Regions from separate parts of the Homo sapiens genome. Here region 1 is linked to region 2. Evidence: chromatin loops called from intact Hi-C (ENCODE). Cell type or tissue: Caco-2. All regions are shown on one strand. Links, peaks and the distances in the headings refer to the core of each region. The heading gives the core; the rest is flanking DNA. Region 1 holds the start of LOC100130357 (a long non-coding RNA gene). Region 2 overlaps PHACTR1 (phosphatase and actin regulator 1).

Region 1 (16,121 bases), core at 2,976-10,975, 73 kb after region 2:
GTGCCCATTTTACAGGAGGAGGAGCAGCAGCCTGGGAGGCTGTGCCCAGAGAAAGAGAATAGCACTGGATAGGTGTAGACAGGTGAAGGCAAGAGGCTCCAGGCTCATCACAGCCCTTCCGTATAGGGGATGGTGCTGCCGGCATCCAACGAGGGATTCACCAAACCAAAAGAGAAGACAAAGTAGACGCATAACCCCAGGAGGGAAATAGGGCATAAATCAAAGAGACGTCGCAAAACATATCTCACTGCACTAGCCCCTCGCCGATTTAGAAAACAAAAAGAATAATCTGAGGTTCAGTTTGTTTTTTAGGAAAAGCAGTGATGCCAATGAGAAATCATTTTCTCTGTCCACCAGACAAGGTATCAGAATGAACCTCTGTTTGGTAATCCTCTCTGATTCTAGTCTGGTCACCATGAGGAGCTGGAGGGTTAAGGGCCTTTTTAAAAATGTAGTCTGTGCGCCAGGCACAGTGGCTCACGCCTGTAATCCCAGCACTTTGGGAGGCCGAGGCGGGTAGATCACTTGAGGTCAGGAGTTCAAGACCAGCCTGACCAACATGATGAAACCCCATCTCTACTAAAAATACAAAATTAGCCGGGCGTGATGGCACACACCTGTAATCCCAGCTGCTCGGGAGGCTGAGGCAGGAGAATTGCTTGAACCCAGGAGGTGGAGGTTGCAGTGATCCAAGGTCACACCATTGAATTCCAGCGTGGATGACAACAGTGAAACTCCATCTCAAAAAAAAAAAAAAAAAAAAAAAAAAATATATATATATATATATATATATATAGATACACGTATATATATATATATATACTGGAATAATGATTCTGCCCAATGTGTAGGTAACGATAGAAACTATGGAGTGTGTCAGGGGCCTTCTGCTCAACAGTCCTGCCTTCACTGTCCGTTTCAGGGACCCAGGGTTTTCTTATATGATACAGCAGGAAGTCATTTATGGCCCAGGCTGGCTACATTATCACCAACCCTGGATCCAGGAGGTGCAGGAAACATGTATGCAGGCACATTGCTGCACTTGGCTGGGACGGAAGCAGCAAGAGGCAGATAGACTTCCAGAGACGACCTCGCCTGTGGCGGGTCAACCCACAGACACCATGTGTGGAAGACTGTGCCCTCCTCTGTAAACACAGCATTCACATCTTCTCTGCAAGGGAATTTGTGGGAGCAACCCAGGAACTGGCATTGCCATGCCCCTGACAGACAAACCCAGCTCCCCAGGAGTGTGTCATCTAAATACGAAGAGGAAGGGGCTTTCACTCTTGTCCTCTCCTGTCCACACTCTCTCTGCGGTATGCTTGCAAGGATAAGGATATTAGCAAGTGTGCAAGAAAACCACAGACATCTCTACTTGCACCCTCATAGAGTTCTGAGTAGCTCTTAGGCCGAAAACATATCCAGTTTCTCAATGGCTGTTGGGGACAGAAGACAGGAAGCATGGGGTGACCCCTGCCCCCACCCCCAAAGCTGCTACCCAGGCACTTAAACCTAAGCCAGCCTTCTTTTCCTGGGGAGGGCCATTCTGATCCTACAGGAAGACTTTTCTCTCCTCAAACTCCTGGGGCCTTGATATTCCCATCAAAGCAAGTATCGGCCATAGACAGAGCTATGCAAGAAGGCACACGTTTGCAATTTCCACCCTTGAGGAAGGAGTGAGGTTGTCTCTGGCCCCAGCTGCCTTCTTTACCAGCCCCTCCTCCTCCCCTGCTCTCTCATGGCCTCTCTTTGCTGTCTGATTCCAGGCCCTGTGTCTTCAGTGGCAGTATTATAAGGATGGGGTGATTCGGGATCATCTCAGAACATGTGAGGTTATTCAAAATGTATCTCACATGGTGAAATACATCACTGAAGAGTCAGGGAAGTTGTAAAAGAGCAAAAACAAACTGTTGGTAGGGAGCTGGCCATCACCTGTCCCCCTAATTTGGTTGGAGAATTTGATCCACGCCTTCTGGAAGTCTCCACCTCGAGGCATCACTGTGCCTGTGCTGAGCTTTGTTTATTTATGGAAGATGAGAGGTTGACATTGAATGTGTTCTTGGGCCCCCAGGAGTGTGGGGTAGGTGTACACCACCACTGATGCCTCAATGCCACAGCTCTATGAAAAGAGGAAGAAAAACACACTTTGGGCAATAGCCTGTCATCATTTGCAACTTAGATTTAGGGAAGGAGGGGAATCTTTGTTTTAAAGGACATCTCAGGTGATTTTTCTTCCTCCCAATGAAAGAATCCATCTTAAACTTGTTTGTCTTTGTTGAAGAAGAAAAATATGTTGTTAGGAATGAACTGAAAGGGGAGTTTTTTTCTGTCTCTCTCCCATTGCACATTGATGGGCTTCTGTTGATTCCAGGCTGCCATCCGAAAGGAGCTCAATGAATTCAAAAGCACTGAGATGGAAGTTCATGAATTGAGTAGACACTTAACAAGGTTAGTATTAAGGGTTTTTTTTTTCCTTTTTTTCCCTCAAGTTGCAATATTTATCTCCAAATAAAGCTCTCCCACTTGTGGGACATGAGTGGGTTGGAGGGTGCCATGAGAGGGAAGATAGTAGGAAGGCAGGCATGCGGTTCCACTTTAGGTTACTGAAACGAGGAAGTGGAACACAGATGGCCCGGGCTAAAACCAACTTTCTGCAAAGTCTGAGTTTCACTCATTTAAACTAAAGGTCTGATAAGCACCAGACTACCAACGACCCCAAGGTGGGTTTTTGTGAAAACTTAGGTCAAGGAGAAAAGATTGTTGCCAATTTGCAACCAGTCAGCAGAGGCCAAACCTGAACAAAATACCACATCCACACGGGACTTCCAAAGTGGACCACTTCTGTTATTCCCTGACATTCTCCCTGACAGTCCAGCATCATGATGATATTTGGGAAAACCGAGGCATGGAGTGATTAAGAGGATTATATAAGGTTGCATTGCTAGTTAGCAACAGAGCCATTGATTTAATTCTGACTTTCTTTTGGGGGGAACATTTAGAGAAATAGGATATAGCAAGTATTTAGTCTAGAGACTCAGAGACACAGATTGGGTTCTGCACCTTGCTGCTGGATCCAGGCTGATGGCAGGAGGTGGAGGCCACCAGGGCTGCCCCAGATGAAACTTTCAAAGCCAGGTGTGTGTTCAGTGGTACTCCTGTGGGGATGACGGTGGGAAGCTCGCACCTCCCTCTCACGGTCAAGAACCTCCCTGAAGATGGGAGATTGGACTGTTGAATCCTGCACCTTTGGCAGCCCCTTGGTCTTGATGTAATTGTTTGTTTCCTTAGGTTTCACCGACCTTAACAGTCGAATTCCTCTTGAGTGCTATGCTGTCTTCAAAACATAAATTTATAAGAACCATAAGTGCTGGTATTTATTCACTTCCCCATTACGATGTAAATCTTCTGAACTGCCTTTTTTTTAAAAAGAAGAAAAATCAAGGAAACACAATCAGGATTTTATGTGTGAAAACGCAAAAGTGATGGCTCGGCGGTCCGAGCTGCTGGTCCCACTTCTGACACCAAAATGCATCCCAACCCCCGGCAGTGCCAAGGGCACCAGCAGGGCCCTGACTGAAGACTGTCTGGCAGGTGGAACGGTCCTTGTCCTCTCCAGCCAGGCCCAGCAGGCACTACCTTCATGAAGTCTCCAGCAAACCTCTTCCTCACAAGTGTCTGTCATCTGAGTCCAAAGAAAGCTGAAGGGGTGGGTTTGTTTTGGGGGTACTGTGCAAAGCTAATGATCTGGTTGGACTTCTACACTTGGCCAAATGTACTGGCTCCAGACATGACATTTGGTTTGGGGGCCCTTTGAAGTTGATGCCAAGAAGGAGTGAACACTTCTCAGTTGCCCCTGGCTTTTCCCTCCTTTCAGCCACCACCCACACAATGAACAAAAGGGAAGGGCCCATTTCTGGGGGAGTCTGGCTGCCTCTTGGCTACGAAGGCTGGCACTGAGCACCCATCCTGCTCCCTCTGCCTGAGCTGAGCTGCCTTTCAGGAAGCTCTGGTTTAGAAGGGGAAAGATGTCATATGCTCAGTTCAAATAATCAACCCAACTGTGTCCAGAGTGTCCAGTGTCATGAGTGACCCACGCACACACACAGCCATTGCTAAGGTACTCCTGTGCTGTTTATAAGTCTGAGTGGGAGGACCCTATTGAATCCTGTGGGGTCAGAAACTGCTTGGCTGACATTTATTTTCTCTGTGCGCCTTGAAGCTGATTATATGGCTTGGGAGTTCTTAGCTTCTGTGTATAGGACCAGTGCATGCAGGCCAGAAACCACTCCTGTAGGACTGGCTTTCCAGCCACTGAGGGACTTGGAACCACTCCATGGCCTTCTCTTTTTTTTTTTTTTTTTTTTTTTTTTTTTTTTTTTTGCACTGAAGAGTTTCTGTGAAGGAGCCCCAGAGTTGGGCATGTGCCAGAATCAGGCCAACACCAGCCACACCTGTCCACAGTGCCCCTTCCTGCTCCAGTTGATCCAGAGAGCTCCTCCCTCTACCCTCATGATGCCAGGGAGCGTGACTGTGGGTGTGTCTCTGACTGGGACACCCAGGATAGGGTGTGCGATGAGGCCAGGACCCTCCTAAACCCTAACAGCATCCTAACGAGGCCCATTGCAGCTTTCGATTTCCTTCATAACAGAGCTCGCAGGCCCTCAGTTGCAGAGCTCTCTCACCTTCTGGAGTGACTCCATCGTTACTCCAGTCTTTCTAGGTGGTGGAACTCTCCACCACACATGCCATTTAGAAAGACGCCAGCTTGGCCTTTCCAAAAAGTTAACCAGTCGTCTCCCCACCACAAACCCTGTGGGAGCAGGTTACTCTTAGGATGCACACCCGTCAACGAGGCCATTGCATTTTTTTGCAGGCATGAACGGCTCCCATCTAGGCACTAACCCAGGAGCCAAACAACTGCTGGGGAGAGTTCAGGGCAGCTCTTTGGGCGGTGCCTCCAGCTGCAGCTTTGCCTTGCCACCTGGAGCCAGCACGCCTCTGCCCGACCCAAGGAGGATGCCATCACTAGATCCTATTTTTTTTTTTTTTTTTTAACTCTTGAATCTGAATAGTTCCTGCCGTGGGGAGAGGTATTGTTCAGGGAAAATGTGATCGGGATTTTAGTGTGGCTGTAAACACAGTCTTCCCGAAAGGCTTACTGACGTTTGAATGTGCAAATGGTATGACGAAAGATGTAGGGCTCTTTCGTTGAACTTCTCTACGGCGGGCGGGCGGACACGTGTTCCAGGTGGACTTGCCTGCCGGCCAGGCTTTGAGTCTGAACTTCCTCTAACTGCAGCTGGGCTCCTGGCACACGCGGTGCCCTGGCATGATGGTCCTCCCTGGCCAGGAGCGAGTCCTAAGGAAATTCATTCCATTGACCGGACTCCTCCCATGATAGGCCCATGGCTTCTCTGCTGGCCTTAGTTCTTGGCCCTTCAGATTCCCTGGGGATATAAGGCCCAAGCGGATCTCCCTGCAGCCAGCCAGCAGACAGCCCAGGGTTTCCGCCCAAAGTGCCCTCATGTTGCAGTCCACTTTGTGCATGGAAGATATTGAACACAATTTCCACTGCTCTTCCTGCAGGGCCTCCTTTCCAGCAGTCACTTGCTCAGACTGAGGGGTGCACCTCCCCTGCCATTGACAGGTCCTGCGCCTTCAGGATGGGCTATTTCAAGCCCGTTTTAAGTGGCTCTTACACAGGCTCAGCAACCTCTGTGGCCTGCAGGATGGGCCTTCTGCTGTCTCTTTCCTTTCTTAAAACCTTAAGGTCTTTCTAGAGACCTATTCAATTTTCTTTTTTTTTTTTTTTCACTACAATGTCATGACAACTGCAGCAATTTGTGTTACTTTCCAAGATGACAATTTGACATTAATTAAGGGAAAAAATAAAAAGGTGAGCTAGATGACTTAAAATGCATCTCTTTTTTGAAAAAGCTGTAGCTGGCAAGTCAAAGTTTATTTTATGTGTGTAAATTCCCAGTTGAGCATTTTTTTCATTTGGATTAGCGTGAGAGGAAAAATGTGAAATGTCTCAAATCAAATGCTTCCTTCTAAAGATTAGACATTGCCCAACCCTGCCCCCGCCCCCAATCAATCAGTGACAGAAGAGACCGCCATCAGCCAACTAGCTTTTTTTAAATGGCTGATATATTCATCTCTAAAGGCCCTCAAAGCACTGTAAAACTTTTAAAACTTTAGCCTTTATGTCAGATTAGAGAAACCAAACAATGTGACGGTACATGTGATGAAAAGCTCTGGGTTTATTTTTCTCCCGCTTATGAACATGTATTTTTATTTGCCGAATGAAAATCGTGGTGTGTTGCTTTGATGAATGGAATTTCAGGCTCTCCCTGTGCACAGCCGGTGGGCAAAGGTCACCTTAAATGACTTTTTCTCCCTATCTGTCTGTTAATCCCCAGACCGGTTGCATTTTCCAGTTGCTTCCTGGGTGTCTGTACATAGTTTGTCTTTGTATAGGAGTGAGTGTGGTGACCGTCAATCCCCTAATCTCCCAGGTTCTAATTTAACAGATGATGGCTGTATGAGGAAAACGATGTAAATAGAGAATACAAATTAAACTGGATCTCTGTGGCCTAGGTTTTGTACATACAGAAACTGCATGGTATTTAAATTATTGTTTGTCTCTGATGATGTATGCAGTTTCTTTAAAAACAAACCAAAAAAAAGTAAAAAAAAAAAAAAAAAAATTCTTGACTCTTGTGTGTTTTGTTATCAACCAGCAGCAGAAACCACCAAAAATGCTTTGACTGGGAAAGGGAGGTTGCAGGAATGGGAGAGGTCAGCTCATCTGCAAAATACATAGTGAGAGTGAGTGGACATACGGGACAACCGCATGTCTCCTCTGGTATTATTGGGGGAAGGAAGTATTGTAGCACATACATTAACTTTCTAGAAGACTTTTGTGTACTAGGATTTTTTTCCTCAACTTTTTTTTTTTTTTGAGACTGAGTCTTGCTCCGTCGCCAGGCTGGAGTGCAGTGGCGCAATCCTGGCTCACTGCAACCTCCGCCTCCTGGGTTCAAGAGATTCTCCTGCCTCAGCCTCCCAAGTAGCTGGTATTACAGGCACGCGCCACCATGCCTGGCTAATTTTTGTATTTTTAGTAGAGATGGGGTTTCACCATGTTTGTCAGGATGGTCTTGGTCTTGACCTCATTATCCGCCCACCTCAGCCTCCCAAAGTGCTGGGATCACAGGCGTGAGCCACTGCGTCCGGCCTTCCTCAACATTTTTATAAGAATATCTAAAATGTCAACTGTCCTTTTAACGATCTGGGAAGGCTGGAGATCTTGGCTCACTGCAACCTCCGCCTCCCTGGTTCAAGTGATTCTACTGCCTCAGCCTCCCGGGTAGCTGTGACTAGAGGTGTGCACCACCACACCTGGCTATTTTTTTTTTTTTTTTTTTTGCATTTTATTTTTAGTAGAAACAGGGTTTCACCATGTTGGCCAGGCTGGTCTCAAACTCCTGGCCTCAGGCGATCCACCCTCCTCGGCCTCCCAAAATGCTGAGATTACAGGTGTGAGCCACCGTGCCTGGCCTCTATCTCCGTTCTTGAGAAGCCTGAGTATTTGATGTATAAAGCAAAGAACTGCATTGCATAACCTTCTGGTTACTACTTGTCTTTGAAGGCTTTCAGCGGAAGCAGAGGGGCTGCATTTTAGGTGGGGGACGTTGCTGGGTAGCATATCCTTCGTCCAGCAGCGTAGAAAGGCTGTTCTGGTAAAGGGCAACCTCGTGCCGTGCTGCTCAAACCACCTTGCCTAGGAATCACCTGGGGGTCTCGTTAACATGCAAGTACTGAGCCAGCAGGTCTGAACAGGGCCTGGGAGTCTGCATTTCTAATAAGCTCTCAGGGCCTGCTGATGCTGCTGGTCCAGGAATCCCACTTCTGAGTCTCAAAGGCTGGGAGAAGAATCCCCAAAGGGAGCCACCTCTCCTTTGCCTGAGATCTCTGAGTGCCCCCATGTACTGCTCATATCTTTGCTGGGAAGCAGCAGTGAAGCCCTCCTGGATGTTCAGGTCCTGCAGTATTTGCATCAGAGTATCTGTGCCCAGAGCTCTCACCTGTGCAGCCAGGGGGCCCCTGGAGCAGCAGTGGCTATGACAGAAGGGGCAAGTACTTTACAAAAAGGTTTTCATATTTCAAAAATCCATCAGTTTCTCTTTCTTTCTGTCCTTGCAGAGCTTTTTTTTTTTTTTTTTGAGACACAGTCTTGCTCTGTCTCCTAGGCTGGAGTGCCGTGGAATGATCTCAGCTCACTGCAACCTCTGCCTCCTGGGTTCAAGCGATTCTCCTGCCTCAGCCTCTTGAGCAGCTGAGATTACAGGTGCCCACCACCACGCCTGGCTAACTTTTGTATTTTAGTAGAGAGAGGGTTTCACCATGTTGGTCAGGCAGGTCTTGAACTCCTGACCTCGTGATCTGCCCGCCTCGGTCTCCCAATGTGCTAGGATTACAGGCGTGAGCCACTGCGCCCGGCCGCTCTCTGACTTTTGATAAATTAATCTGAGAACTTGATTGCAAGTTTTAGGGCAGTGAAAGGACAAGAAAGAAACAGCTTTGATAAAACTCCTAGCAGACTGCCTGGCAAGAGGGAAGGAAACTGGCCATAATCCTGCTACGGAGGGAGCCCTTTCCCAAGGAAACAAAGGTTGTGGCTACACATTCTCTCTCTGCAGGAAGGGGCAGCCTGGTGTGTCTATCGCATCTGTTTATCTGGGCCTCAATTTCCTCATATGGAAAACAGAGACAGTGAATTAGATGTTCCTAATATTCTTTGGAGCATCAACTTGTCCATGATTTGGGAATACTGGCATTTTTAAAACATTCAACTTAGTTATTAAGAAAGAGTTAACTTTAAAGCAAGTCCGGCTGAGGCCTGTCTCTAACAGTTTAGATTCCTCTCCTTCAGGTCACCACAAATCTGCCATCTGTCCCTGCAGTCCCTCCCTGCCATGCACTGCCCTCCTGGAGAGCTGGGTGGCCCTGGGACCTACCCTCCCAAGTGCCTTCATGGGGCCTCATCCCGAAGCCGCCATCAATCAGGTTATCTGACATCCTTCTGCCTCTCCCTGCCCTTGGGCAAAACACCCTGGAGTGCTCTTGGGTCTTGATGGGTGATGTCTACGACACAATGCTTTGTCCCCTACAGCATCGCAGGTTTGAGGGTGCTCTGCGGATGTAGCTACTTAACCTGTTAAGCCAAAGGACACGTTTGACTTGTTTGACTCGGCAAACGCTCCCTGGCTCACTCTCCACAGGTCCTAAGTGATCTCCTCCACGGGTGTGGCTTCAGATGACTCCCTGTCTATGGCTGTAGCTCAGATCTGTCCCAAGCCCCTGGCCCAGGTTTTCTAAAAAGCAGCAGGGTATCGTAGAGTGTCCTGCAACTTGGATGGAGCTAGAGGCCATTATTCTAAGTGAAGCAACACAGGAGTGGAAAACCAAGTATCGTATGTTCTCACTCATAAGTGGGAGCTAAGCTATGAGGACACAAAGGCCTAAAAATGAGATAATGGACTTTGGGGACTCAGAAGGGGGAGGGTGGGAGGAGGGTAGGAATGAAAAATTACACATTAGGTACAATGTACACTACTCAGGTGATGGGAGCACTAACATCTCAGAATAAACTACTATATATTTTATCCATGTAACAAAAAGTCACTTGTGAGGCCGGACACAGTGGCTCACACCTGTAATCCCAACACTTTGGGAGGCCGAGGCAGGTGGCTCACCTGAGGTCAGGAGTTCGAGACCAGCTTCGCCAACATGGTGAAACCCCATCTCTACTAAAAATAGAAAAAATTAGCTGTGTGTGGTGGTGGGTGCCTGTAATCCCAGCTACTTGGGAGGCTGAGGCAGGAGAATCACTTGAACCCGGGAGGGAGAGGTTACAGTGAGCTGAGATCGTGCCACTGCACTCCAGCCTGGGCAACAAGAGCAAAACTCTGTCTCCAAAAAATAATAAAAAGCCACTTGTACCCCAAAAGCTATTGAAACATAAATAAATAATAAAATAAAATACAGATATACTAATTTTTGAAAAAGGTTCTCCCACCTGGATGACGGCAGCCATGATCTTTCTGCCTGTGGCCTCAGCATCCAGTCCTGCCATGAGAGTCATGTCTCCCAACTCAGATGGGCTCACCCCACCCTCCCTCTTGGTACCTGCCTCCACTGTCTTACCCATCAAGCCCCACTCTGCAGTGTGGCATCCGTAGTGACAGTGTGGCCCTTGCTCACTTCCGCCAGCCTCACCTCCTGTCCCCTGCTACATCACTCTGCTCAGGCTTCCCAAGCAGACCCTTCTGGTGCGTGTGACCTGGGAGTCCTGTGAGGGATGCTATTGATGTGGCCATGTTGTGGTGACCACCTCAGGGACAATCAGGGTTTAACAAGGGCCCTCGGGCACTGAGCAACTAAGCTTTCCTGAAAGGAGTCCAAGAGAGGTCTCATGTAGGCAACCTTGGAACTCAATGAGAAGCATACAAAGAAAAAAAAAGTATGAACAAATAGCTGTCTCTTCTGACACCTGGCAGGTGGCGGCCCTGATTTCTAACTCTGGCTACCTGGTCACTTGATCCCTACCAACAGCACCACTAACAGCTCCCACACAGTAAACACTTACCGTACCCCAGGCACTCTGTTAGGCCATCTTCATGCACCATTTTCTTTAACCCTTACGACACCTTGGTCACCGATGAGGAAACTCAGGTCCCCAAACAACAACGTGGGCAAAGTCACACAGATGGTAAGTGGCGGAGGGGCTTCCAAACCCAGGTCTGCCTGACTCTAAGGCAATGCCCTTAACCTCCCTGCTACGCTGACGTGTCGTGGCTTTCCCTCTACCTTCTTGAGTTCACACTTCCTCAGCATCCATCCAGTTATCCCATTTGCCTGTCTTGAGTGATTACATAGTTTTCTGACACTGAGGATCACAGACGGAAAGATCATGGACTGCCTCCAAGCCCCGGCTTCCAGCTCCTCCCTCTCACCTCTCATGCACAACTTTGTCTGTGATTAAGCTGAGTCTCCCGCTTCTCCACTCCGTGGGGACCTCCCACAAGCATTTGACAGTCAGCCAACATTTATGCCTTCCTGCAAGGGAAGCAGAAGTCACGAATGAGGCACTTGTACAGTGTGGGTCCTACCTAGAGCTGTTGCAAAGGCAGGAAGAGAAGGGCATGCTACCTAATGAGAGAGAAGAACACCAGACACTTCATCGTGTGTGAGCGTCCAGTCCCTTACCTAGAGGCTATTTTCTGGGGGGGAAAAGGGTTCTGCTCCTAATCAAATAATGCTCTCCACATTTCATAATAGGGAGCCATGATCATCCACTATTTCCATGGGCAACACTGCAGAGGAAGGCAAAGGGCTCTCATTAATTAAACTAATGAATTCATCTGCAGGAGACAGGAAGAGTAAACCACGGAAACAGAATTGACTAATTCTTCTTCCGTTAAGATGCATCTACCCTGAGCCAGAATTCCAGAACTGGTTCCCCTCCTCATCCATGATGAAGACGCTGCGGCTCATGTGGTCACAAAGGCTTGGTGTTTCCTATGTGGAGATACCATTGCTGTTCTACCTTTAATCAACAAAACAAAACAAAACAAAAACGAGAAAGAGAAATGGTAGAGGGAGGGAGGAAAATGCTGTCTGTTCCTTAATCACCAATCACCAACCTGGAGTGGTCACTGACACCTTGTCCAGTGTGGCAGGGGGGTCCCTGGGGTCCATGGTCCTGGGGTCCATTCAGAGCCCCCACCCAGAAGAGGACAAGCCAGTCTTCAGCTACACAGGTAAAAAAACACTTCACACATGGATTGAACTTCTTATCTCAGACAGTCCTGACCAGGGACGGCATCAGAGTAAAGGCTTTGGTCTCACGCAGCAACCCTGTGGCCAGTCCCCGCAGTGTGGCAGGCCTGCCACTGTGCGACCGAGGCCGTCATGCATGAAGCACATCTGGGGCTTTATGGCTCAACACCTGAGCCTCCTGGAAGGCCTTGGCCGCCTCACTGAAGCCCCAGCGTACCGGCTCTGCAAGGCCCTGGGGTTAAAATAGCAAAAATGCCATCTGGCAAGAGGCTGGCTTTGTTCAGACTGTGTGCTGCGTTGTCGCTGGGGTGGTGGGGACATTTTCCAAGCCACCATTAGAATATGAGCTGTCACCTGGGCGAGCCCCACTCCCCCATGCCCCCAGCCCGCTCGTCAGCATCCACGCAATCATGGCAGGAGCCCCTGTGGCAGCTGAGCCACCTTGGGTTTTCCTCAATTCCATCTCACTGACTTGGTGATGACAGCCCCAAAGCAGGCAGGACAAATCCCCTCTTTCTTCCTAGAAAAGTACCTGAAATAACACGCTCATTGTTAGACTCCAGGAGTTGGTGCTGAGGAAGGGTCCTTGGGGCTGGGACACGGAGAACAGCCACCGGTCACTGTAGACCCTTTTGTCCTGGCTGCCTTTCCCCTCTATTGGCACATGTTCCTTTTCCATCAAAAATTTAGTTACAATTATTTTTTTAAAATAAGAAGACCAGAAAGAACACACAGGGCTGACTGCCTTTTGTAGGACAAAACTCGAACAGGGAAATTTAACTTGCGTGTAACATGCACACCCAGACGACCTTATTTCAATCATACCCAATTTTAAAATCCAGGAACCGGCCACAGTAAGGAAAGGCAGGCATGTTTCAGGCTGTCCAGCAGCTGGGCAGAAAAACGGAGACCCACTGGGCCAAACAGTGAGAGGCTCCAATTGAGCCATCCTAGTTCAGGTCTCCCTAGTGACCCCCCTCTGTGCGGGGAGGTAAGTGCGTCTCTTGATATTTTTAGTTCACTGTAAAGACATGGTTTTTGCCCTCCAGGAATCAGCTAGCTATGCATGAGCGGAAACCCTGCAGGTGCCGAACGTAACTGATTGGAGTGGGGAGGAGGGGAAGGACAAAGAGTGACAGCTTCAGGTTTGGAGAGTAGTTGAGTGATATTAGAAGCAAAAAGCATCTCTGATTTGGACAGCAGAGGTGTGCACAGTTCTGCTGTGGTTTCAATCTTACTATAGGCCCCAGTCAACAGGACAGCACAAATGCTCTTTTTTTGACCGGACATTCGGCTGGCTCAGAGCAAGTAGCGGGGTAGAGTCACTTAGATTTCAGCAGCAAAGCTGTGCGGGGAGGCAAGATGCTGCCTGGGCTGCCTCCCCGGCCTCAGCATCATGCCTAGGTGGAGGAAGACGCCAAGGCAGGTTTCTTGAGCCCAGTGGAAAGCTGCTTGTGCTGCCCCCAGCTCCCTCCCAACAAAACCAAAGGCCATTCATGCTAAAAGGGTCACTTAGTCCAAACCTTCTGGTCACAACAGAGGAAGGTGCTCTGCTGCCCTCAGCACACCAAGGGGGGACACCCCTAAAGAAAGCACTAGAAGGTGGGGTGCAGTGGCTCATGCCTGTAATCTCAGCATTTTGGGAGGCCGAGGTGGGTGAATCTCTTGAACCCAGGAGTTCGAGACCAGCCTGGGCAACATGACGAAACCCCATCTCTACAAAAAATGCAAAAAACTAGCTGGGCATGTGTCTGTAGTCCCAGCTACCAGCTACCGGGGAAGCTGAGGTGGGAGGATCACCTGAGCCCAGGAGCTCGAGGCTGCAGTGAGCTGTGATTACACCATTGCACTCCAGCCTGGGTGACACAGTGAGACCCTATCTCAAAAAGAATTTTTTTAAAGCAAGCAAGGACTAGAAGCTGCACTGCTGCCAGCACCCAAGCTTCACCCCACGGGGCCCCTCCTTGCTGCATTAGCACTGGCCACTGCATCACATCCCCACACCATCATCCTGAGACACCCCTGCCCCCAGCACCAGCGGAATGAGTTTTGCACCCCAGCACTGTGCTGGTCACTTTCATCTCTCATCCCCGTTTTACAGATGAAGGGGCTGAGGCCAAGAAAAAACAGTCACACAGTTAGTAGCAGAGATGAGCAAAGAACTCTCAATCCAGTTCCCTTGACCCTATACCACTAGTGAATCCCAGAAAGGGCAGTCAGAAAGATGATGGTTTTAGACATAGATTTAAACCCATATCTGCCTTGCTAATCTGCATCTGCTCTGGTGGTGTCAGTTAGCATTAGGTCTAACAGTCTTCACATAACCAAAAACTCAAATAATAGTGGCTGAAACAAATCGGGATTTTTTAAAATGTAAAGGCAGTCTGGAATGAAGCAGAAAAGAGCGTGTGTGGTAGTGACACCATCAATGTGTAGCTCTATTTTTCGGCCCCACCATCCTTATCATGTGGCTTCCATTCTTGATGTTGCCCCACATTCCAAGATAGCTGCTGAAGCTCCTGCCATTATGGATGTGTTCCACGCAGAAAGTAAGAGGAAATACCAGGAAGAGGAAATTTACCTGCCAGCTGAATAAATTCTCTTTAAAAACCTTTTCTGGAAGTCCTACCTAATGACTTTACCTTCCATCTTATTGGCCATTCCTTTCAGCAAGAGGGCCTGGGGAATAAGGTATGTTAACACACTCCTGCCTCAAATAAAATTGGGGTGTCGTTAGTAAGGAAGAGAGAGGATGAAGAATGAGTAGGCAACTATAAGGTAGTTGGTAGTTGGTGAGCTGCCACAGAGCTGTCCTTGGTAATGAGCTGATTTGTAATACGGTTAGAGTGACACCACTTCCTAGCATGGAAAGGGAACAATTTGTGGAAAACATTCACATTTCAGTATCAAGATTTTATTCCAGGTTTGATAAACTATTCCAGTGATTTATAAACTTTAGCAATAGCTTAGAAACGAGGTCAGACTAGCTTAAAAATGAGAAAAAGGCACAGGCAAGTGGCATATTTCTTTCTTTTGCAATCAGCATTAAACCTGTCATCATTAGGTGAAATCTACATTCCCTGGGCCCTTGCTACTCAAACTGTGGTCCCCCTGGACAAGCAGCATCAGCATCATCACGGAACTTGTTAGAAATGCAGAAAGCCAGACCCACCCCAGACCTACAGACAGAATCTGCAGTTCACCAAGACCCCAGGGGCTCCCAAGGCACATTCAAGTTTAAGAAGCCCTGTTCCAACGCAATGCCCTAAAGAGTCTGCAATGGGCCTCCACTCTCCTAAAAACCTCTTCTCAGGAAGCAGTGTGCTCTGGGACTCTTAGTCTTTGGTGAGACTCTGCATCACAGCGCCACTCTCTGAGGAGAATGCACATTAAAACACTTGTAGAACTATAATACCTAACATTTACCAACTTCTGTGCCAGACACTGGTCTAAGGATTTCACGTCTGTTTCTGTAGCTCATCCTTCTAACCACTCTGTGAAGTGGGAGCTCGTACTCTCATCCCCTCCCCTGGGGTACAAATAAGGACATGGTGCTGAGTTACCCAGCCAGCCAGCCAGCAATAGGTCCAAGCAGATGCTGCCTCTCTCGAATGTTTTGCCCAGATGGAGAGATTTTAAGGCTCAGAGAAAGATGGGTCAGTGTTTCCGAATGAGGGAGCAGCTTGGTGAAATACACTCTGGACAGGCAGCGGGGATGACTGGGTTCCAGAGCTTGCTCAGCTACTGGGACCTTGTATAAATAACTCACTAGACCACCTGGAACCTCACTTTTCTTATCTGTGTATGGAGTGATCTGCAAGCTCCCCTCCAGCTCTGACGTCCCTCGGGTCCGGACGTGCCTTCCGTATGATCGGAAAATCAGTCAGCCTTAGCAGCTGCCTCCCCTAACTGGCTTTATTTAGGTTCACTCAACTGCCACCCAGCCTGGCCACAGCCCAACTTGGTCTGGACACCCAGATGTTGGACACCCTGCAGGGAAACTATACACCCTCCTGAGCAATCAGAGACAAATAAACACAGCTGCTGCCAGCGAAGCCCCCCAGTTGACCCAGGTGGAGGGGAAGGAGCTGGGCAAAGTCGACTTTCTGTAGACTTTCGGACTGAATTCGACTTGGTATGAAAGTTCGCAAAGGGAGCACCTGGCCATGTGAGTCAGTTCACCAAGGCTGCTGGTGTGATATTACCCCTCTGCCCACCCTCGTCGGAAAGGGCTGGCTGCCCACCTGCCTGGCTGGCAGAAACCAGAAAGAAGT
Region 2 (16,121 bases), core at 4,868-12,867:
GAGGGAATCACCAGCTGTCTTGGGTGATTTCCCCCTGATTTTTACTGCCTAAAAATTCTCCCTGTTGCCTGTCAACATGATTTCATTCTTGTTCTAACCAAGTTTTATACAGAAAGAAAGAATCATTTCTCTATCCTCCTGGCAATTTCCAGTGACCCCAAAAAACTCTGCAAGAAGGGAGAGGCATTACCAAACACTCAGGCATCCTGCCTTTAAAGTTCCTTGGACCGACCCCCTGTTTGGGCCATTGCTGCCCCCTGAAATCTCAAAGAATGTCACACCATAGGCCATCGGTCCAGATGGACAGTCTGATCCTGATGAAAAAGTTATAGGTAATATACAAAGTTGAATGGTGAATTAAACAGCATCAATGCCTGACACTGGACCATACATTTGCACAAGTCATCTTATCAATGAAAGGGGCCTTGAAGACCATCCAGGCCACCAAGCCCCTGCTCACAGCAGTGTTCCTGACCATTTATCCTCTGGTCTCTGCTCCAACAGGACGTTCCCCAGGTCCCAACATAGCCTGCTTCATTGTCAAGAAGGTCTGACTGTTAGAAAGTTCCCTCTCTATTAAAAGTTTTACTTACTGAAATTTGTATCTGCCCCTTCCCGATCTTATTTCTAATCTTCCTTTCCTGTAAAAGGCTTTTAAATCTTTGAAGATAGCTACCATTCCCTTCATTTAAGGACTTCTCTAGATCTTATACCATCTTGTTCGTGTTCCCCTGAGATTATACCAAATCTGCTCTGATTTATATGGAGAAGTTACTTTTTATTTATATTTTTTATTTTTGAGACAGCATCTCACTCTGGCACCCAGGCTGTAGTGCAGTGGCATGATCATGTCTCTCTGCGGTCTCGACCTTCCAGGCTCAAGCAATTCTCCCACCTCAGCCTCCTGAGTAGCTGGGATCACGGGTGCACGCCACCATGCCCAGTTAATTTTTTTTTATTATAGTTTTTGTAGAGATGGGGTTTTGCCATGTTGCCCAAACTGGCATCGAACTCATAGTCTAAAGTGATCATCCTGCCTCAGCCTCCCAAATTTCTGGCATTACAGGTGTAAGCCATGGCACACACCTGCAGAGAAGTTCTTAGACACTACCTTGCCTAAGCCTGCTTGATGGCACTAAACAATGGCGTGGTTATTTACAGCTTTGGCTCACAAGATTTGGGGGAAGGAGCTAGAATCCACTTGAAGCAAATTTAAAGGGTCATATTTATTCAAAATCACAGGGTTGCCCTAGGCAGTGGGGTCCGAGCTGGTGGCATCACACACCCCTACTTCAGGACAAAGTGTGTGGGTTCCAGAATTAACTGCCGGAGTTTGAGTCTTAGACACACCACGTATTAGCTGTGTGACCCAAAGCGTATGGCTCAACCTCTTTTTGATTTTCATGCCTTATCTGTAAAATAAAAATAATCATAATGCCAGCAGCCTCATTAGGGTCATTTGTAAGGATCAGATTATTTAATGAATCCAAATCAGTGGGGTTATTGCATGTCACACAGTAAGCAAATGGTATTGAACATTAGCCAGCATGGAAAATTTGTCTTCAGTGACCCTAGAATGGTTTGGGTAAGTCTGTTTGTTTGGGTAAGTTTCCTCAAATTAGATTATCTTCATTCCCCTCACCCTGGTGAGCCACATCTTTTGGAAGATGATGGTTTATCATTTCTTTTTTTTTTTTTTTTTTTTTTGCATTGAGATTTCCCCTCAACTTTCCATTCTAATAAATAACACTGCATTTTTTCCCCATTTTTGTACTTAAATCTTTGCTAGCCTTTACTCTTGTTCTTAAGAAACAAGCTTTTCTTAAAGTCATTAAAGAGTTGAATTCATGATTATTTAGTGACCCTGTTGTGGAACAACTTTTTATTTGTTTATTTTTATTTTTATTTCAATCGTTTTTGGGAAACAGGTGGTTTTTGGTTACATGGATAAGTTCTTTAGTGGTGATTTCTGAGGTTTGGGTGCACCCATCACCCGAGCAGTGTACACTGTACCCAGTGTGTAGTCTTTTATCCCTCACCAGCCTCCCACCCCTCCCCCTGAGTCCCCAAAGTCCATTATATCATTTTTATGCCTTTGTTATCATTTCAAAGATGATGCAGTGTTTTTATTTTTAATATCTGCAGTAAGCTCCGTGATCTAGTTGGCATCAATCCTAGAAGTCAGATGTAAAGTCCTAATCAGGACGCCGTTTCTTTCTGATCTTAATTCGGCTGATCTCTGTGTTCCAGTCTCCTATTAGTAAAATGAAGGTGGAATGTGGATCCATGTGGACCCTGAAGGAATTTTAGGAAGATTCTTAATGGAATGCACTTTAAAGAAGTCTTTCCCTTCTCAATTAAAGGCAACTTCACACTTTCAGTCGCTCATGCCAAAGACCTGGAGTCACCCTTGACCCCTTCCTTTCTCTGGTTCCCCACATCTGACTGTCCGCAAATCCTGTCTGGTCCACACTGTACATACACAGGGATAAGACCAACACTTCTACATGCTCCTTCTTCTCCTGCCTGAGCCTCAGTCGGCCTTGCCTGGCTTACTGCAGTTTCTCCCACCTGTTCTTCTGTGTCCACACCTGCTCTGCAGCCCATCCCCACTACAACAGCAAAAGAGACAGGGTTTGAGGAAAGTCAGATCGTGACTGTCTTTGTCTGCAAGGACTGCCATTTAAAAACACACACACACACACAATGCGTGACTTAGATGACAGAAATTTATTGTCTTTCAGTTCTGGACGCTAGAAGTCCGAGATCAAGGTGCCAACAGGGTTGGTTTCTCCTGGGGACTCTCTTCTTGGCTTGTAGGTGGTGTCTTCTCTCTGTGTCCTCACGTGGTCTTCCCTCTGTGTGTGGTTGTTCCTCATCTCTGCTTATAAGGACACCAGTGATAGTGGATTAGGGCCCACACCACTGACATCATTGTAACTCCCTCACCTCTTTAAAGACCCTACTTCCAAATACAGTCACATTCTGAGGCACTGGGACTTAGGACTTCAACATATGAATTTATCTGGGGACACTGCTCAGCTCTTAACAATGTCTGTGCCCAAAATGCTTCTGTCGCTGTCCAACTCACTAAGAGTAAAAAGCAAAATCCTCCCCATGGCCCAGAAGCCCACACCCACTCCAAGTTCTTTTGCAAAGAAAAATCTACTTACTCTTCAAGACATTATTAAAATACCAGGTCCTCTGTGACCCCTTCTCAGATTCTGGTACAGATCTCTGCCCTCCTGCACACACCCCTTTTGCATACTTGCATCAGGTTATGTGTTTCTCTCTATATTCTGTCTTTAATGTGGACAGGAACCATCCTTGTCTCCTCATCTGCTATGGTTTGAGCGTCTCTTCTCCAAAATTCAGGGTTGAAACCTGAGTATTAACGGACTGCCCCTGTGGTCTCCCTCGCTTCATCAGCTCCCCTCTCTGTTGCTCCCTCCTCCCTCACACAGCGGCCTTCCCACCATTCTCGCACATTCTCGGACATTCTCGGACGTGCCGGACACCTCCTGACGGGGCCTTGGCACTGGCTGTTCCCCTGGACGGACTGCCCTTCCCTCAAATATCCTCAGGGCTCCTACACTCACCTGCCTCGGGTCTCTACTCAAATGTCACATCCTCAATGAGGCCCTTCCCGTTCAATATTGCAACCCTCCTCGCAACACAGCCTGTTCCCCAGCTCCTTTTATTCCTATCAAAGCATTTTTCACCATCTAACGTTTTGTGTCATTTGCCTTTCATTCGGTTTGTTGCTCTTCTCACCTAATAGAACATACAGTCCACAAGGGCAGGAACTGTTTTGTTCATGGCTGTATCCAGAGTGCCTACAACAGGGCCTGGCTTATAGGTTTGAGTGAGTGAGTGAGTGAGTGAGTGAGTGAAAGAATAACTGAATGAATGGAGAGCCTCTCATAGCTGCAGTGATATTCTTTCACTTATTAATCTGCTTCCTATTGATGGATTGAGTTCTCACAAGGCATATGTTATATAAATATTAAGCAGTATTAGTGGTCTTTAACCTTTTATATTTTCTTTATTCTAACAATTTGAACTGTTCCCTCTGTTTGGAATGCACTCTCTTACATCCTGTCCTCTACCACCCAGAGCAGCTTCTTTCACAAAGAAAAATTCTTGTTCTTCAAGACATTAAAATACCAGGTCCTCTGTGATCCCTTCTCAGATTCCCATACAGAGCTCTGCCCTCCTGCACACACCCCTTTTGCATACTTGCAACAGGTTATGTGTTTCTCTGTATATTCTCTCTTTAATGTGGATGGGAACCATCCTTGTCTCCCCATTTGCTATGGTTTGAGTGTCTCTCCTCCAAAATTCAGGAGTTGAAACTTAATGGCCAATGTCTTAGTATTAACAAGTGGGGCTTTGAAAAGGTGATTAGGCCATGAGGGCTCCTCCCTCATGAACGACATTAAGACCCTTGTGAACTGGACTTCACACAGCAGCATAAAGCCCTCTTGGCCTTCCACCATGTGAGCGTGCCGCGTTTCTCCCAGCCAGAGGCTGCAGCCCTCACCAGACAGCCAAACCTGCCAGCGCCTTGATCTTGGACTTTCCAGCCCCGACAACTGTGAGGAAATACATTTCTGTTCTTCTTAAATTACCCAGTCTTGGGTATTTTATTATAGCAGCACAAATGGGCCACAATCTGCCATAGTACCTGTCATGTAGGAAGTATTCTGAAACTATTTATGGAGTGGGTTTCATTAAAAGTTACTCTAATCTTTGAAATAGAAAAATATCTTACTTTTATGATCAATGTTTTGTTACAAACTGTCTCAATTATAGAAACAGGCTTTTGCATACTTACCTGGCAGTGGAGATACCATGATCACGAAGGTGGTTTTCCCAGGGCGAGGCTTATCCATCGCACTCCGGATATGCTGACCCCTGCGATTTTCCCAAATGTGGGAAACTCGACTGCATAATTTGTGGTAGTGGGGGACTGTGCTTGCGCTTTCCCCTGAAAAAAAAAAAAGCAAGAAAAGAAACAGGCTTTTGCTGAGGATCCACTCCTGCTTCCCCTGTTGGGCCATTCCTGTTGTGTTGTGTTTGATGTTAGAAACAACGTACAAAGTTCCTCCCTTAAAATTAAATCTAGATCTTTACTTGTCATGCCTGATAATATCAAACTAGAGCTCCAGATACTATAATTTTGATTATGAACTTTAGCCATCATTGAAGTACATCGTCCCTTCTTATTAATTCTCTTGGAGCAAATCCTTCATGAATGATAAAATGGGAGAGGGGTCATCATCCTTAGCTAAGGTAGGGATGCTAAGATCGCTAAGGTGTAGGGAATCGTATTTGATAGTTCAGCTCTATCCAGTGTCCTTAGACTAAACCTGAAAGTTAACTTCCAGAATTTTACGCTGAGACCTGAAAAATAGGAGCAATCATGTAAGGAGGAGAAAGGCAATGCGGGTACATTCTAGACGGATTAGAGGAAGGAGTGTGTTGGTAGACCAGGTGAGTTCACATGGGAAGAATAATTGAAATCTCTGAGTTTGATCTAAAAAGGCTAAATATGAATGAGTTTTTGTTACTAGTATCATTCATGCATGCTATCAACTGATGCAAAATATCAATAGATATTTTTAATGATGCCTTCTTTACACCCAGTGAGTTTTAGTTTAGGAAAATTTTAAGTACCATACATTTAGTTCTGATGGAAATTGCCACCTATGGGCCTTAAAAATGAAAAAATAAATACGTTTCTAATAAATTCATTCTTTATCTACCTCTTCCTGTCCCAAAGTCCCTGAGCAGCTAAATGAAGAAAGCACTGACATTTGCCAGGAAAAAATTTCAGGCAATTACTGACTTGTAAACCTTGAATGAAAACAGGCCCTGCAAAAAGAAAGGATGGTACCTGTGTTTGCTTAGCAAATGGAAGATCCACCAATTCTTTGCTGAGTACATTTTCTAGACCAGGCTCCGTGCTTGGCACTGGGGATGTAACAGTGAACAAAATACAGAAGATAACCCTCAGTGCAGGTTAGAACCTGCTGGGAGTATAGACTGGACAGATCAGTACCCATGAGAGTGCAGGGAGGGAGAAGAATGTGCAACAGGAATGTCAACTGGTCTATGAAATTCGGAGTTGTCTTCTCTGAAGAACTGCATTTAAACTAAAAGCTAAAAGAGAGGAATAACCAGATGGAGAGGAGAATGGGAATGAGAGAACATTTAGGCAGATTAGAGGAAGGGGTGATATACTGTCTCCAGATAGAGAATGAGGTTTTTGATAAGAAAAGGGAGTTGGCATTTGTTTTCCAGGTTTTTAGAAGACATAGCATAGAGAATGAGATTGATGACGTAACATTGTAATCAGATATAAGGAAGAACCCAAGAGCCAACAGAGAGGACACTGAATATTTTTTAAGAAAAATCAGGCTAATAGGAGTCCCAAATGGTTTACTCATGTACTTATGTAAAGAAAAACCATACAGGTCGGATCAGCTGCTAAGGACATATCCAACTCTAACTGCAGATTAGATATATTGAAGTAGGTTAACTGTAATGTGAAATTTTGGAGAAGTAGAATGGCTTTACCTCTGCTGGCATAGTCAATGTACATCTGTGTTAACATGGATAAGCCAGTCCAATCTGGATGATCAACTAGATGCAGGAAAGTTCCAGAGTCGTCTTGAACTCTTAGCAACACCCATTGATCACTGCATGCCAAGCATTGTGATAGGCACAGAGTAACAAAGCAATCTTTCCTTTAAAATTATAACTGATAAGTTTATACGAATAGTTTATTATTTCTTATAATGTCCCCTTTTTACATTTACATATTAGCTAGAGATGAATTTGTCAAGAATATTGAAAAAGGAATCATTTTTACATTGGACAGAAGAAATTGAAATCAGTAGACCCTCAAATCCCTCCAAGCTCTAGAATTCTATTATCCCATGATTATTTTTAGGCCTTTCAAAGAGCACAATACAATTTATAATCCTTGGGTAAATACATTTCATGGTTACAATTACTTTTCTTCATGTTGCCTCAAGGGTCACAGGAAATTCTAAAGAATAATTCTTCCTCCTAAACTAGATGATCCCTAGGGTTTCTTTTAGCCTTAACAGTCTAAATAATTATTGTATTGGCTTATGTCTGTAATGTTTCACCTGCTAATTAGGGTGTTCCCTGACAATACACAGATATGAATCAGTGCCTCAGCAAGAATGAAACTCTGAACACCTAGGTGTTGTTTGCTTGTGAAGTGGTGTTGCTTTGTAGTTCCGTGTTTCTTCATGACATAACAAATGGCCTACATTGTTAAATGAAATATGTTTCCAGGGAAAGATTCTCTTCTTATGGTGATGATCATCTCTTCAAAATCTCACACAATTCCAGCTAGACATTTGTCCTTGCCCCTTGGAAGCCAGCACTGTCAATCTCTTACTTTAGGTCAGTTCTTTGATTTTAAAGCCTATATTTATCATCTTTAATTGCCTACACGTACATGTTGTTTTTCAGATTTAACTGCTATTCCAAGGTACATGATGTGGTTTTAGTGCAAAGTAATGTCATTATGAGCAAGACCCATCTTTCCCTATAAGGTTGGCAAGGAAATTGTCTAAGCAATTTCCTAAGTTGCTTAACTTTAAGGAAGTTAAAATGAAACTGTACAAACCATTAACACCTTTTTAAGACTTAAGAGGATTAAAAAAAGGAAGTGTATTTTCAAAAGAAAGGGAATCTGCTTTTGATTTTTTTTGCTTCAATAGAAATACTGCCCTTTTCCAATGCACAAATATTGACTCTTTGATCTTCTTGGAAACCATCGTCCAGAAAGTTTTGCAGATCAAAAATATTAAAACACTAAAGGAAATATTTTAATAAATTAGTGGGTAATATCTATAATGACTAATTTATGATAAATTGTTGGTGTTGACATGTACTCCTAGTTAAAACGGCAACTCTCAGCATTGTTGTCCAGGAAGCACACTGCACCAGCATTGTCTTCTAATTTCGCAGCTGCCTGGGAGGTGGGCACCTAGGTTTCTCCATTTAACTGATGAAGAGCCAAACACCAAGAGACAAGGTTAGCAATGGCCCAGCTGGGACTCGCACCATTCTGCTGACTCTCTGTCCTGCCTTTTTAGTACCCATGCTCAGCCAAGCATGCTAGAACACTCACCAGCGTCTAGGGACAAAGTCAAGTAGAAAAGCCACCACTGGTTTCTCCATCAGAAATAGAGAGTGCTGGGAGGGATGGGCTCTTGGTCAGACTCTGTGTGTCTTATGGTTTTGTTCATCACATCCCAATCCCAGATAATATTTCAGAAATGTGGGTCATTGGTCCCTGAAAGGACAGAGGCTGTGAACAAATTAATTTAAATCCATTACCACTGCTGAAAAAAAAAACTCAAAATACATTTTCTATTCAGGAAGGCTCAGTACCCTCGTCTATATATAGAACAGCATAGTTTCCTGCTGACTAAAGTTCAACAAAAAACAAAAGCTTTAATGTTACATGTCTTATCTTAGAAGGCTAATCCTAGGCCATGATAAACCACACAATGTATGCCTGCTTTCTTAAAAAGAAGCTGATTAACTATTTTCTTAGGCTACATTGGTTATTTCTGCTATTTTTCAGCCTCAGGCACTGCAATTTGCAGCATAATTTCTCACACATTTTTGGTCTCCAAGAGGAAAGTGGCTGATTATTCTCTCTCCCCTCTGAAAACTCTCTTCATAACTTGTGCAGACTAAATTACAAAAGCTGTTCCTGTTGAAGTTTAATTTGGCTTTCAGTGTCATATTTGTAGATAATAAATTTTCTCTGTCCTTTGAGGAGATTAATGTCTTTCTTTTTTTTAACAGTGGATGCATTTAAAATCAGATATCAGAAAGCAATATTCCCTTTATTACATGTTTTTCTTTAGAAATGATGGTGAAATGGATCCCACCTATTTTAGAGAAAGATTAAGGATTTAAAAGAGACAGTGATTTTCAATTTTATGACCTGCCCTTGATTCCCTACAAGAGTTTCAAAGGTGTTTGCCGGCCAGTAATTCCCCTCCCATGGATGGGTCACAGTGATTTCCTACTCATCAGCCTGTACCGTGGAATGGAGATAAAGTGATGATTACAAAGCCCCCTTGAAAAGGGAGTGCCTCTTATAATGACCCAGACTCACTGTAGATGTCTTGGCATTCATTCCTGTATGAAAGACTGAAAGTAAAGTCTGGGCCTTACCCTTATCCAGTAATGAACATGAAAGATAAGTCAGTGTCTTCATTTTTGAAGTCTAGAGATCCCTTAAAAATATTCGGCCATTGAAATGGTGGGAAAAGGCCAGGCACGGTGGCTCACTCCTGTAATCCTAACAACTTTGGGAGCCCAGGAGTTTGAGACCAGTCTGGCCAACATAGCGAGACCCCATCTCTACAAAAAAAATCAAAAAATTAGCCAGGTATGGTGACACCTGTTAGTACAAGCTACTCAGGAGGCTGAGGTGGGAGGATTGCTTGAGCCCAAAGGTCCAAGGTTGCAATGAGCTATTTAAAAAGAAGAAGAAGAAGAAGGAGGAGGAGAAGAAGAAGAAGGAGGAGGAGGAGGAGAAAAAGAGGAGGAGGAGGAGGAGGAAAGAGAAGAGAAGAGAAGAGAAGAGAAGAGAAGAGAAGAGAAGAGAAGAGAAGAGAAGAGAAAAGGTAGAAAAAGGGAAAGGAGGCAGAAATGGTTATCTACCCGGGCTCTCAACCTATGCATCTCCTACTTAGTTTAACAGAGTTAAAGAGAAGAGTCGAGTTTTCCAAAAAGAAGGCTTGGTAAAGGTCATTCTTGGTGGGAACAAGACCAAGGGAATAGAGTACAGCTTTTCACCTCCCTAAGGCATCCTGTAGATGTGATGAGAGGAAGGCAGTTTTAAATGTGTGCCTTTTATTGACTCGGGACTGCCATTTTCCTCTCAAGCTTTCCAAATATGTCTCTTTTCAGTGTTTCTTGTGTAAATAGCAAGGCTTCTGTTTTAGGGATACTTCTGTTCATTATTTTCTGTTCATTTAAGCTGTTCCATCCTCTAGGGGAAAATGAGGATGAAACAAAGTCCTCATCCTTGTGAGCTTACTCGTTAGTGGGAGCGACAGGTAATAAGCCTGTGAATGTGTAATGTGATGTCGGGCAGGGACGGGGCACTGAAGAACCATCATGCAGGGTCATGGGAGGAGCGTGGTGGTGATGCCTCTCTATCCTCAAGGAGACGTGTTATTAAAGTGGCCACAACAGATACAAAACCCACTGCACGACCCCTTTTTATCAGCAGCGCTCCGTTGTGCAAGGCTGGATTATCCAGCCTGGTAATTATTCTGTCCTTCCTCTTGTCGCCTATTCTCTCCGCACACCTACTCACCCCCAGCCATGTGCTACTCACACAAAACTTGTATCCCCAAGTCTAGAATTCAAACCCCCTCCCTGTGTGTTCCATAATAGCGCTCATCATGGGACTCTTCACAGCAAAATTCATAGCAAGAGAGTAGCTGGATTGTGTGAACATCTGTTATCCTTGCTTTTTGTTATAAAAATATTATAGTCCACGGTTTTTAAAATTTGCGGTATAAATTGCATTTCATAGTCAGCATATACATCTACAGAAAAAATGATGGGCTTTGCTGATTCTCCAGGAGAAAGCAACATGGTTCATGGAAAGAACACAGGCCCTGGGTGGGAAGACCTGAGTTCACATCCTGCTGTGATCACTGCCGAGTGATCACTGTGTTCTCAGAAACCTCATGTCCCCATTCATAAACAATCAAGATAATAACAATACCCTTCTTAACTCTGCAAGTTTTTGTGGTGATTAAATGAGATGATGAACATTTACAACACGCTTTCATAGGGCACTAAAGGACCATCTGCGGTAGCCATGTGGTGGTTTTGAAAGATGCTCCTGCTCCTTCATCCTGAGCTGTGGAACCCGCTGGTATCTTTAAGACATTGTGTGGAAATATTCCGAAATGGTGCATCTATCTGTCCAACATCTTGTGAATATCATGGAATGCTGTTCAGTTTCTGCATGTTCATCCCTATTACATTTGTCAAGAAAATGACATTATTTGGTGCTACCTAGGTGATAGGGAGCAGAAATTCATCTGTTTTTCCCTTGGAAAATAATTTAAGGCCTTTGGTCTTTGTTTAAATTCATTATAGAATGTTAGTATAAGAGGAAACCATATAGATCTCATCAAGCTTAATGACGTCACCTTACAAAGCAGCCTAACTTTGGACAGTCTGAATTAAAGTGGGCTGACGGCCTGTGAGTATAGAATTGGAAACTGGAATATCATAAGCTCTCTCTGTTACCTCTTCTGTGCAGACACAGTCCTGGAATGAAGGCCACACGGTACCAATGTGCTCTTGCTTGCATAGATCTCTGTGCCTTAGCTCCTTGAGTTGTCTTCTTAGGAAAAAGACCTCTAGAGCACTATTTCCAAAAATCCTAATGCTCCTTTCACAAAGATAATTTCCCTACAACAGCAAGACTCTATCTAAGGGTCAGGGATCCTAATTTTAGCAAATTAAGTAATTGAAAATGTAATGTGGTGTATTCTGATTGTGTGTGACTTCAATTCAAATATTTGATCAACTTATCCATCAGTTCCAAACACATGTGCAATGTAGAGGTAGAGGCAGGAAGATCATCAGCCTCTGTCTTGGAGAGGCTCACAGTTAATTGGCGTGGGGGGTAAATGCTTAGCCTGTAATTATAACATAATGTGGCAGATGCTATAACAAAGCTGGGAACAGAGGCTATGGATGTGCAGAGAAGGGACTGATTTCCATTGGAAAAATCAGAAAAGGATGCTCAAATGAAATGAGATTTGAGTCATCCCTGAAAGATAGGCAGGATGCTCTCTCTAGGCCAAAATCTGAAGGGTGAGTTCTGGGGCGGAGCAACTGCAGGAGCAGAGGGAGGAGGCAGGGAAGTCCACAGGGTACTTGGGCAATGGCAAGTGGTCTGATATGGCTGGAACCCTAGGAAGATGGTAAGGAATAATAACAAATGAGATTGAAAGGAGTTGGAGGGTCAGATCGTGAGGCACCTCTTAATCCATGCTGTAGAGGGTGGAGTTGATCCAGTTTACAATGAGGCCTTTCCTGGCTCTTTTGATTAGGAGAATTACATGATCAGACCAGTTTGACAGCAGAATAGAGGGTGGACTGGGTGGGTGGGGAGGGGGAGGGTCTGGAAGAAGATTAAAGTTTGCAACCATTGGGGGACCACTACTTCTACATAGGCAGTGGTATAGTGACATCAGTAGATCAGGTCCTGTAGTCTGATGGCCTGAATTCAGTGTCTGCACCCCTCTGGTTGTGTGACCTTGGCCACGTGCCTTTGCATTTTCCCATCTAAAACGGGAAGATCACAATAGTACCTATCTCTTAGGATCCTTGTGAGGCTTAAGTGAATCAACACGTGGGACAGTGTGAGCATTTAGAAATGTTAACTTCCATCATCATCTGTAATAATCCAGTTAGAATGAACAAAGGTGGCCGGGCACGGTGGCTCACGCCTCTAATCCCAGCACTTTGGGAGGCCAAGGCAGGTGGATCACAAGGTTGGGAATTCAAGACCAGCCTGGCCAAGATGGTGAAACCCTGCCTCTACTAAAAATATAATAATTAGCCAGGTGTGGTGGTGGGCACCTGTAATCCCAGCCACCTGGGAGGCTGAGGCAGAGAATTGCTTGAATCCAGGAGGCGGAGGTTGCAGTGAGCCGAGATCACGCCACTGCACTCCAGCCTGGGTGACAGAGTGAGACTCCATCTCAAAAAAAAAAAAAGAATGAACAAAGACTCCATCTCGGAGGTTAGGATGAGATTCCTCATGTTTACCTGCGGTTTTAGAAGCTAGTTAGCCCTTAGGAAGAGGGAGGGTGAACACAACCCATGTGCAATGAAGTCCATTTGAATTTGAAGCCAACTAAATGCTTAATGCCAAAGAATGTTGATGTGAGTGATCTAGAATAGATTTTATTACACGAGTCAGCAGTTCCTGTTGATAGGTACTCTGGAAGATGTGACTCTCTCAGACCACTGAGTGTCATTCAGTAAATCACTGATCTGGGCAAAGAATGAGAAAACCTGTTTCACTCAAGCGTCAGCCTGGAGCTCTTGCATTCATGGGGTAACTAACAGCTCAGGAACTGAAGGCAGGAGTGCAAGTAACTGAGTAAGTAGAACCCCACGAGCATCAGCATCTTGTTGCAGCCCCCAGAATGCCAGCCTCACACCTGATAAGTCAGGAACTCACATGAGAGGATCTGGACAGTTCTTCATCATTCAGCGAATGCTGCAGATTCCTGATAATTAATACCTAAGTGGCTTTTGAAGAGACTCACATGGTACAGTGCTGAGAATGCAGCAAGCAGCAAAGCCACTGTGGATGCTCTAGGCCAGTGGCTCCTAATCTGGGATGATTTTTGTCCCCCTGTCCCCCAGAGGACATTTGGCAATGTCTGAAGATTGTTTTGGCTGTCACAGTTGGAGGAAGTGCTGCTGGCATCTGGTGGGCAGAGGCCAGGGGTACTGCTAAGTGTACTACAATGCACAGGACAACCCTCAAAGCAATGAATTATCTGGCCCAAAATGTCAGTCATGCCTGTGTCGAAAAAGCCTGGTCTAGAGCAACATTTAACCAAACTGTGATATCTGCATCATTGGTGGTACAGAAAATGAGTTTAGGACAACCTTTTATTAGTTTTAATATTTTATTGAATATTGTATGTACTTATGCATATATCAATATTGAAAATATATGTATTACAAATATAAAAATATATCTTAACATGTTATAAACCTATATGATTTACATACAAAACCTGTTATTACAAAGATATCATTTGCTTAGGATGAGGTTACAATAGTGTTTAAATTTTTAAAAAATACCGTACTGACTTAAAAAATTACAAAGTAAATAATAGTGTAAATGGACTTCAAAGATGCCATACACAAAAAAGATTAAGGAGGTGGGAGTATAATCAAGGTTTAGAAAACACTGGTTCAGATCAGGGCACAGAAAATTTTTTCTTTAAGGAACCAGATAGATAGTAAATATTTTCAGCTCTATTGCAACTACTCCACTCTTCTATTTTGGTGCAAAAGCAGCCAAGGTGAATCGGTGAATAGATGGGTCTCCTGAACGCCCTGAGTATTAAACTCAGTGCCCCAGGAGTGGCCTGGTCATGGCAGGGTAGAATACTATTACCTACCCTAGTTAGTAGGACTTAAAATAGTTATAAATAATGATGCCCATTTTTTACACACGTTGTTGACAAGGTATGATATTTCCTCCATCTTGCCTGGGTACATTTAGTCAGGTGTGTGTTTTATCAAAGGACACATCTCATAAGTATCACAGTTCAACTTTTGCATGCAGAATTTGTAATACAGTAGGTTCAAATTTCAAGCCCTTCCTTTACCAACTGTGTCCTTGTGGGCCTATTCATTACCCTTTCAGAGCTTCAATTTCCTGCTTCATAAAATGGGGAGAACAGCACCTGTCCCATACGGTTGCTGGAAAGGTGAAATGCAACACTGTGTGTGAAAATTACACATTTAGTAAATGTTCTCTCTATTCACTCTCCCTTCTTTCCTTCTCTCCTTCAACTCTTTCAGTTATTCATTGAGGATGCCCTTTTTGTCATTGCCATTGATAAAGATGCTAACCAAGTCCAGAGCACCACATCCCTGCAGCACACCACTAGATGCCTCCCTGAAAATTAAAAAAAACCCCTTAGTTAATGCCTTTTGAACATGTTTTGCTGACTGCTTACAAATATATCTAAATGTCAGTCATTCCAGCCCATATTTATTTCATTCGGCTAAAGCAATAGACAATTACTGAGCATCTACTTTGTGTCAGGCACGATACTAGGCACTAAGCATAGTAATAGGAACCAGATACAAACAGAAGATGTGGCTTCTGCCCGACAAGGAGCCTACAGCCTTGGGTGGTGAAGAGAAGATAGTAAGCAAACAGATGATCATGGTTTTCACCCTTGAGGACTCTCTCCCATAAACACAGGCAAGGCACTGACTGAGACAAGTATTGAGAGAGAAATAGGAATGAATGAGGTGAAGATGGTTTGGGAACACATTCCAGGCCAAGAGCATTGAATGCATAGTTGCAGGTGATCAAGGGGTCAGTTGTTTGGAGACAGAAGTAAAGAAGTGGGAATGAGTCTGGGTTAATAATTTGGGCCAAATTATGTAGGGTGTGGCAGGCACGTGACATTATGTTTAAGCTACTGTTTGCAGGCTAATGGTTTTCACCTTCCTTTCGGAATGAGAGCCTGTATTTAGAGCAGATGTAGGTAATAACTATGTTATAAAAAAAACTCGTGCTACAGTGACTGATGTTCTGCTGGGTGTCTGTCAGCAGCAGGGCACAGGCCACGTGTCATAAGATGCTGCATTTGAGTTGATTTGGTTCTTTGCCTCAAATAGTACAGTTCATGATGCGTTAACTGAATTTTCATTTGCATCACTCCTAGAGCAGTAGTTTTGTAGACTTGAGAGGCATTCAAAGTTCTCATGGGTGAGGCTCTTAGATCCGAGTTTTAGAAAGCCGCTCCGACAGCTCTGGAGACTGGACTGAAACTGAGCCTGCTGTGAAACCACTTGGAAGGCCATGTCTGTCAATAACCAGTGAGGGTCTCATCTGAGGCCGTGTCAACAGGCGACTTCACATGCACCAGCCCTACAATTTGGCCAATGTCAAGAAGAGAGTAAGTGGCAAAACGTGGACTCAGATCTGTCTGGACTCCCCAAACTGAGGCCACATATTAACCTTCCCAGCCTCCTTTTCAGCTAACTTCTATACTCTCCTTTCTTTTCTTGCTCTCCTGTGGTTCTCCATAGTTACAAAAGGGGTGGATTTATCGGGGCATTTGTCTTCTTCTCAGGACTCTTCCTGATGCATAGTTGGCATTCAGTGGATATTTATTAATAGAATGTTTTACAATTCTTTTGGTGGATTCACCTAGCTTCATGGAAAACTACCTCCTTCAGTCTTAAGGAAAATTAGGCATTCAAGCACATGCTAGGGTTCACACATCAAGAAGATGACCTGATTGGCCCCA

What was found. A loop is a pair of places that touch in the nucleus more often than their neighbours do. Peaks named below come from ENCODE experiments on the same cell type or tissue, not always from the same donor. Only the 100,000 strongest peaks of a DNase experiment are listed, where the experiment ranks them.
Region 1: it touches region 2 in a loop (2.8-fold over the local background); 3 of 110 quality-filtered maps call a loop at or near these places.

What each region holds. Positions count from the first base shown.
Region 1 is chr6:13,283,775-13,299,895 of GRCh38, forward strand. It overlaps PHACTR1 (phosphatase and actin regulator 1), which reads left to right. Exons shown (of 15, transcript NM_030948.6): 14 at 2,372-2,448; 15 at 3,289-4,063. The coding sequence ends at 3,304. The region is part of intron 8 of TBC1D7-LOC100130357 (TBC1D7-LOC100130357 readthrough); the gene reads right to left. LOC100130357 (a long non-coding RNA gene) reads right to left here and starts at 11,812. Exons shown (of 5, transcript NR_160971.1): 1 at 11,712-11,812; 2 at 11,501-11,614; 3 at 11,022-11,124. In Caco-2, for the core only: no CTCF peak of the experiment used is centred there; DNase peaks (open chromatin) are centred at 6,087, 6,407 and 9,147; H3K4me3 peaks cover 248 bases.
Region 2 is chr6:13,209,227-13,225,347 of GRCh38, forward strand. All of the region lies in intron 8 of PHACTR1 (phosphatase and actin regulator 1), which reads left to right. It overlaps LOC105374933 (a long non-coding RNA gene), which reads right to left. Exons shown (of 4, transcript XR_007059456.1): 4 at 13,735-14,752. It also overlaps the pseudogene RNU1-11P. Among named protein-coding and RNA genes, the nearest start is that of TBC1D7, 110 kb to the right of the region's middle. RefSeq lists a silencer at 8,357-8,557. In Caco-2, for the core only: no CTCF peak of the experiment used is centred there; no DNase peak of the experiment used is centred there.